Linked DNA regions of Homo sapiens: region 2 is linked to region 1. A link is a contact called in ENCODE Hi-C or POLR2A ChIA-PET data. All regions are on one chromosome and are shown on one strand. Each heading gives the region's core, a stretch centred on a gene start or an enhancer-like site at or near the end of the contact. The rest is flanking DNA. Distances are from core to core; before and after follow the strand shown. Region 1 holds the start of DLGAP4 (DLG associated protein 4). Region 2 overlaps DLGAP4 (DLG associated protein 4).

The links. A loop is a pair of places that touch in the nucleus more often than their neighbours do. ChIA-PET counts read pairs that join two places held with the same protein, here RNA polymerase II (POLR2A). Pooled maps may share reads with other maps.
Region 2: a loop to region 1 is called in a pooled map, with 11 times the contacts of the local background. The contact joins the enhancer-like site here to the promoter of DLGAP4 in region 1. A Hi-C loop is called at or near these places in 4 of 50 pooled maps. POLR2A ChIA-PET finds 5 or more read pairs at or near these places in 2 of 52 experiments (H1 and naive thymus-derived CD4-positive, alpha-beta T cell).

Annotation. Positions count from the first base shown.
Region 1 is chr20:36,303,734-36,308,055 of GRCh38, forward strand. DLGAP4 (DLG associated protein 4) reads left to right here and starts at 2,606. Exons shown (of 13, transcript NM_001365621.2): 1 at 2,606-2,779.
Region 2 is chr20:36,490,805-36,494,679 of GRCh38, forward strand. All of the region lies in intron 7 of DLGAP4 (DLG associated protein 4), which reads left to right. Among named protein-coding and RNA genes, the nearest start is that of MYL9, 49 kb to the right of the region's middle. Within about 2 kb of position 2,372, at least 24 of the 41 ENCODE cell types and tissues checked have a DNase peak (open chromatin) inside an H3K27ac peak, as active enhancers do.

The DNA.
Region 1 (4,322 bases), core at 1,356-3,855:
GGGATTTTCTGAAGTTTTACATTTCAGAAAATCTTAACTGCTAGCTTCTCTTGAAAAAATAAGATATGGCTCCACTGTCTCCTTCCCTAGATGGCAAAATCAGCTAGTGCTGAGTAGGGGCTGCCCCTGCTGGACCATGTGTCACAGTCCCCACAACTCCAGGCTCACAACTTGCTTAAACAACCTGTCCAAGCCCTGTGGGCATTTGGGTTTGTGACCCTTGCCTAAGCGTGCCCAATGCTTGTTCCTCTAAAACTTGCCCTTCCTTCCCCTCCTCCCCATAACCCCATCCTTGTTCCCACTCAGGGCTTTGCATCTCTCCCCTGTGCCATCACACTAGCCTCCTTGACATTCCTTTCTCTAGTCTTGCCTGTTCCAGTCCACTGCCATGTCACACTCCTGCTCAAGAACCAGCAATGGCACCCCCTTGCCTTCCCAGGCACCACCTGACTTTCTACAAAACAAAAAAGTATTACAATAGGAATATTTTATGTCCACAAAAAAGTCTAGAGAACAACATGACAAACACCCATGTGCTCACCACCCCGGCTTAAGACATAAACCACTTCAAGTATATTTAAAGCCCTTACTACAACATTCCCTTCCCTCTCTCCCTCACGGTCACTACTCTCTTGAATTTGCTGTCTATCACTCCCATGCATGCTTTTACACTTGTATTACATATGTATGTGTCGCTAAACAATATATGGTATTGTGTTGTGTGTTTTCAAACTTTATGTATCTGGCATGAAATTATGTTTTCCATCTGCAACTTGCTTTTTCCATCCAACAATATATATTTTTATTTTAAAAATTGTATTGAAGTATAGCATTCATACAAAGAGCACACAAATTGTAAGTGTACAACCCTGGATTTTCACAAACTGAATCAACAGTGTGTTTTTGAGATTCAGCCTCACAATGCATAAGCTTGCAATCACCTATTTTGAGGATTGTGGATCACAGACAGTTTTCCATTGTCTGAATGTGTTGCTATTTATCCAGTTTCCAAATGATGGACATTTAGGCTGTGTCCAGCTTTTCACTATTACAAACGATGCTGCTATGAGCATCCTTGTGCAAGCCTCCCGGGCCCCCATGTGAGGTGTTCTCGAGGGCAAAGCCTGCTCATCTTCAACCTGATCATATATATACCGCCAGGTCGCTGTCCAGCCCCTGGCTCTCGCTGGCTCCCAGCTCATTCGCCAAGATCTTCCCACTGCTCCAGGGAGCCCACTCTCCTCCTTGCTGACACCCTGCCCAAACATGCCACCTCTTTGCCTGCTGCATGCAGGTGTTAAACTCACCTTTCCATCCAGGCTTTACTGAAGCCCTGCCTCTTCCAGGAAGCCCTCTTGGGCAGCGCTGGGCCTCAGGGTGTCATCTCCTCTGAGTGACCTCCTCTCACCCCAGTTGTTAGAGCCAGAGAAGATAGAGACAAACCCAGACCAGACACTGGGGAAAGGGGAATGTGTTCTGGAGAAAGGAAATATGGGTAGACTAGTAGGGAGTGTGAGAAGCTGGGGTACGAAACAGATTGCTCTGGGCCTTGATGGATGAGTAGGAGTTTGTCAGGTAGAGAGGTGGGAGGGCATGGCAGGCACAGGGAAAGGCAGAGGCTGGGCACTGAAACAGTCATCACTGGGTTGGGGATGTGAGCAGGGTGGGTGGGTGGTGGAGGAGACTGGAACAGGGCTGTGAGGAGCCTTGCAGGCCACCCTTTCACGCCATTCTGACCCTTCTGCATTCAGAGGCATTCTCTGGAGATGGCTGTGTGTGGGAGCCAGAGAAGGCAGGCACATTCATTTGACACCTACTGAATGCCAGGCACCGGTAAAGAGCTCATACCCATGATCTCTTTGGTTTCTCACCCAAGTTGGGGATAGAGACTCGTGGTGTCCCCATTTTACAGGTGGAGGAATGGGGCTCAGAGAGGGACAGTCTTTTGTCTGTAACCACAGAGCCAGGAGAGGCAGGGCTGGTACGCAGTTCAGGTTCATCCCACTCCAGAGACTGCATTTAACCCCCGTTCAGCCAGAGGCTAGAAGACACCTGGGAGAGGGTTCTGCGGAAGCAGGTCACCGGGAGGGGGCACCCATTCCTAGAGGCAGGAGCCCCAAGTTCTCGGGGGTGGGGTGGTTCCTGACTGGCGCGGTGTGACCCGGGCCAGTCTCGTTCTCTCTGGGCCTCAGTTTCCCTCCTCCACGGGGCGGCGATGGTCAACACAGGTTCCTGCCGGCCCGCCCCGTAGCCTGGGGTTCCAGGCTCCCGTGCCACCGCGGCCCGCGCTGTGTGACCTTGTTCCAGTAGCCTGCCCTCTCTGGACTGGCGGCCCCGGATTTCCAAGCGCTCTTCCGGATCGCGACAGAGCGGTCGCCCGCTGCGGAGACCCTCCCCCTTCCCCCGGGTTGCGGGGGCGTGGGTGGGGGTGGGGCGCCAGGAACGGCGCGGGCCCCCCCAAGGCCCCCCCAGCCCCGCGCCCGCGGCCCGATCCGCGCCTGGTTTTGGGCGCAGCCGCACGGCCCCCTCCCCCGCGCTCCTCTCCCCTCTCCCCGCCCCCTCCCCGCCGCTCTCGGGGAGCCGGGGCCGCACGGCTCCTCCTCCCGCAGCCGCATCTGGGGCGCCGCGCCGGCCGGAGGAGAGGCATGGGGCGCCCGCGGGCCGGAGCCGGGGCGGGGGCCGGGGCCTAGGCGCGCGGACCTGCGAGCGGACCCGAGAGGCGGCGGCGGCGCAGCGGAACGGCAGAGCGGGCCGGAGGCGGCCGAGGCGCCCGGCGCAGGTGAGGGCGCGGGGGTGGCGCGCGGCGGCTCCTACCCCCTTCCCGGGCCGGCGCGCTCCGTCCCTCGGCTAGACCCCCCGATCTGGTCTCCTCCCCGACAGACCTCCCTGAACCGGGGGACGGCGCTGGCGCAGAAAAGCCCCCTCCCCTGCCAGTTCTGTCTTCCGATCCCGGGTCCGAGGGGCCGGCTGTGCGGCTGGGAAGCGCCTTCTCCGGTTGGGATCGCCCCATCCATGTCTCCCCGGACCCTCAAATCGGGGGCGGCGGCACCGGGGCCCGGAACCCCTGTCCGGGACCGGATCCCCATTCCGGCTCTTTTTCCCGCGGACTCCCCCGTACCCCATATCAAGCGGCTGCCAAAGCCTGGAAGCCCCCTCCTCAGGCCCGCCCCCTAATCCGCAGGGCGGCCTGGGGGTCAGGCGGACCCCTCCCGTGCCCGGCCAACCTTGGCGCTTGGGAGAGCAGGGCTATGCCGGCCCGGGCATTCCTCCATTCAACCCAGCTGCCTCGGATCCCGTCTCGGTAGACCCGGGAGCCGCCGGCTCCCCCCTTCCCGAGCTCTTTCCCTGACCTGGCATCTGGGGAGGGGGCGGGGGCAGCACCCCCCTCCCGCGCTGCATAGCGCCCCCTCCCTGTTTGCGTCCCTGGGAGGGGCTGGGCTGACCCGGGCACCTGGGCTGGGGGGGCACTCACATGGCTACCGGAGGCCCCCACGTGCGGCGCCCCGCGGAGACAGGGGTTCGCGTTCAGAGCTGGTGGCGGATGGACCAGGTGGCCGCGGGGACCAGCTGGGTCCAGATGTGCTGGGCCTGCTGGAAGGGGACAGGTGCTACCTGGACGTGTAATGGCCCTTGGTCTCTTTTGGCCGAACCTGCCGCTCCGATCCCCCTCCATCCCTTCATCCCTCCATCCCTCCATCCCTCCATCCCTCCGGCCCTTCTCCCCTTCTTCCTCCGCTGCCTGTGTTGCAGAGAGGGGCTGTCAGAGACTGTTGATGTGGGAAAAAATGAAATGGGGGAGGGGTTGTGATTGGCAAAGGCCAGTTGTGCCGGGAGCGGTGGGTAGAGGAGGTGCCCTGAGAATGGGAAGCCCTAAGCTTGGAGGGCAGCGCTGATGGGGAGAGGGTTCCTGGCACCCCCACCTGCCTGGAAGTGGAAATGACATAGCGGGAGGGGGCTGCAGTTCCAGCCCCCGGGGGACTGGCCTGCCCTGCCTCTACCTCCACTGCACCTCCTCTCCAAGCCTAGTCCCCAGTAGGGAGGGGGGAGTCCTGGCTCTCTCTGCCTCTGAGCCCTCACTTGTGGGAGGGGGCTGTTTTCCGCCAGCTGGAAGTGGTGGGAATCAGTTGTACAGGACCATCTCCTAGAATGCCTGTTGGAAGAGCCCTGTTTCTGTCCCTCCTTGGTGGCCACCTCTCTCTTGCCTTCTCTGCCAGAGGGCACTGGGCTGCCTGGTCCCAGGGTGGGGCTGCAGAGCTGGTGCCCTGGCCTGGCCGATGGGTGGCTGGAGTGTTGGAGCCACCACCAGGCCCTAGAGCCGGCTG
Region 2 (3,875 bases), core at 1,122-3,621, 190 kb after region 1:
GGTTGCTGTGTCCTCCGCATCCCTCGGGAAATGGAGTCACAGCCACTCCTGAGTATTTGAAGCTCTGTTTGGCCAGCTTATAACCTTTACAATAAAAAACAAAATGCAGGCCGGGCACGGTGGCTCACGCCTGTAATCCCAGCACTTTGGGAGGCCAAGGTGGGCGGATCACGAGGTCAAGAGTTCAAGACCAGCCTGACCAACATGGTGAAACCCCATCTCTACTAAAAAAAAAAAAAAAAAAAAATACAAAAATTAGCCAGGCATGGTGGTGCATGCCTGTAATCCCAGCTACTCAGGAGGCTGAGGCCTGGGAAGTGGAGGATGCAGTGAGCCAAGATCGCACCACTGCACTCCAGCCTGGGCGACAGAACAAGACTCTGTCTCAAAAAAAAAAAAAATGCAGAAACAAATTCATTCTGACCTGATAAATACAGTTTGGAGGATAAAATCTTGGGGTAGAAGACAGAAATAATGAGATAAAGGAAGCTTCTCTAGAAGAAGCAAGGACTTAGGTGCTGCGAGGTAGGGAGGCTGGGCTAGATACCTGGGGCTGGGAGCAGGCTGCACGGAGGATGCATCGCACAACTGGCTTGTGTCTGGGCTGTGGCATGAGGGACCTGCATGGCTGAGAGGGGGTCAGGAGAAGCAAGCATGCAGCCCATGGGGATGGGTGGTTTCACGTGCTGTGGTTTAGGGGCTGGCAGGAAGCATGGAGAACAGGGGAAGGGGGCTCCAGCAGAAACCCATGCATGTGTAAAGGCTTGGATGCACGGAGGTGTGCCGTGTTTGGGAATGGTGCACTGTGCATTTGGTTCTCTGAAGCTGGAAGGGGTATGCTGAGGGGGTGGGAGGGGCATGAGATGAAGCTGCTGAGATGGATGGGCAGGGACCAAGCAAAAAGGGCTCAGGTTTGGGAGGAGCCCTAGAACCTTGGATACTAAAGTGTTGGGAGCCTTTGCTATATGGCCAAATAATCTGGGTTTTTGGCAACTGAGGGTTTTTGTAGTGATAATGAGGTTTATTTTCTCTTTCAACAAATTATTGAGAGCCTTTGTGCTTGAGGCATAACCCCAATCCTGGCATGTGGCATGATTTGTCAGGACAGAGTTCCCTCAATTGCCCCAGGCCTGTAGCTGTCAGTTGACTCCTCCAAGCCCGTGGACTGATGTGGTCAGTGCTCTGATGGAGATTCCCAGGTGGAAGAAGAGACGGCAGTCGGGAGGCTCTCAGAGGAAGAAATTCTGAAACTTGTGGGTAGCTGAGGGAAGCCTTCCAGGCAGAAGAACAGTATGTGTGAAGGCCCCAGCGGGGGAGGAAGTGGCCGGGGTGAGGTATTGGAAGAGGTGGGGGTGAGGTATTTCCTCACTATATTTCCTGCATTCACACATTTGAAATGAGAGCTCTCCTGTACAAGGTTAGGTCCCATCTCCCTGCTTCAGGGAGGCAATACTCAGAGCTGAGGGGTGCCTGTCCCCCAGGGAGCCCCTGAAGCCCCAAAATCTTGTATGCTAGACAACACCACTTATCTGGCTGTGGCCTGTGTGTGCCTCAGGAGACAGAGGATCCAAGATCAGCTCACTTTCCTCTTACCGAATCAGGCCTGGACTTGCTTTCTGGCTGGGTTACTTTCCCTCTGATGACTGGCTGCCTAGGCCAGGGCTCAGGGCGTCTGAGGGTGCTTAGTAGAACTCTGGGCCCAGCAGCTCTGAGAGAGAGGCTGGAGGGTCAGTCCTTTGTCCAGACCCTGACTGTGGGCAGTCCTGTTGTCTTCCATTGGGAAGAAGGTGTGCCTCTTCCCACCAGAACCTCGTGAATGCTGCATGCACACTCTTCATGGACAGTGTCATCCCTACCCCACAGATGGGAACAAGGACTCTGGTGTCACACAGCCTAAGCTAGGCTTAGTGCCCAGTTCTTGCTCCCCCATACTAACTGCTACCCTCCTAAGGGAGATATACTCCCTTAAACATTTTGAGCAAATTGAGGTTGGCTTCCGTTTTCTGATCTAGGGCAAAAAACCCCATTTGTTTGGGACTTTAGGTCAAACAAATCCATTCCTTTCCTGAAATCCTCAGTGAGTTAGTCCTGTCTCTGCTGGTGGCCATAGATTTCAAGAGTTGCTCTAAACAAACGTCCAGGTCTTGGTGGAAACTGTCCCTGGGCCAGTCAGAGAACCAGCCCAGACTCCCTGCCAGTGGCTGGGGAGTGGTAGAAATTTGGCTCGCCCCCCCATCCCCACCCTACCCACAGGCCCAGTTGTGTCTGTACCAGAAATGAGGAGTGATGCCAAGCCTAGGCCTGGCCCAGCCTTAGCTTCTGCAATGCAACCTATGTAATCACACCCATTTTACAAGGAGGAAACTGGGGCCATACAACAGGTCAGTGACAAGAGCTGGGACCTGAACTCAGGCTAGTCTGGTTCCACACTGCCCCCTGGCTTCTGGACCCTTACCACCAAAATGACTCTGAAACTAGAGAATTTCAGGATTTCAGACATCAGTGGAGAGGGCATTCGCAGAGGGGATCTTCCCTGCAGTCACAGTGATGGGAGGCTCCACACCCATCCTTGAGGGAGAAGATGAATGGGGCAGTGCTTTGAGTTTGTCAGGGGCTGTGTGAATGCAGTATGCTGTGACCCAGTGAGAATCCCTCCCGCCCTTCCGGAACAGAGGAGAGTTCTGAGAAGCCCAGAGGGCAAGCAGGAGCCTGGAAGCCAGGCCTCTGCCTCCGTCGAGGCCCTTTCTACTCCCACAGTCAGATTTTGGTTTGTTGTGCCCCTGCAGACTGGTCCCAGGGCCCAGCAGGATGCTGTAGGGATGTGGTGATGAGTGAAGGCCCCAAACACCGGCAGCCCAGCCCAGCCCAGCCCAGCGAGGAGGGGCCCAAGGCCTGGAGAGCAGAGTGAGGTGGCTGTGCCGTGGAGCAGATGCGGCTGCTGCTTACTCCTGCAACTTTGAGCAAGTTGTATAACCTTCCTGAGCTTCACGTGCCCCACCTGCAAAGTGGGCATAGTCACGATCTCCACCTCACAGGCTCTGAGGCTTACGTTAGAAAGCCGCAAAGCTGCTGAGCACAGCTTAGTAAATGACCCAGCTTTTGGCCCGCAGCCTGTGCCTTGTGGCCAGCTGAACGCAGTTGCTCCTCTTCGCTGAGCAGGCGTGTCCCTCCTCTCTCAGGATGATGTGTTGGAGAGCCATTCTTCTTTTGACCTGAGCCCTGCCTCCTGCCTCCCTGCTGCCTTTCTTCTGGCCCAGAGAGGTAGCTGTCCTTCTGCCTGTACACTGCTCTTAGGTTGGTAACCAGAGATGCAGGTGTCTGTCTGGGGGATCTCTGAGTTTTCTCAAGGCCTGAGCAGGACTGGGACATTTCAAACAGACGAGTAGGAAGTGAGTGCTCCTGGCTTGGAACTCAGAGCACTTTGTGGCCTCTGGACTAGGCTGGGCACAAGGCACAGCATCCAGTTCCCTGGGCTTAACATCGTGGCATGTGTTACTTTCAAAGAACTCACTGCAGAGCTGTTTCTCTGCTGATGAGGGCTCCTGGCTTTTCTGGAATCCACTAGAAGGCCTTGGTTTCATAGATGTCTATTGGATGAACAGATGGATTATTTTAAATTAAATTTTATTTTTAGATAATTGTAGATTCACATGCAGTTGTAAAAAATAATACAAAGGGATTCTTCATACCCCTTACTCGATTTCCCTCAATAGTAAGACCTTGCAAAACTAATACATTCTCACATCCAGAATATCGACAGATACAATCCACCCATCTTATTCAGATTTCCCCAGTTCCACTTGTGTGTGTGTTAGTGCTATGCAGTTTTATCACATGCATACATTCATGTAACCATCCCCACACTCAATACAGGA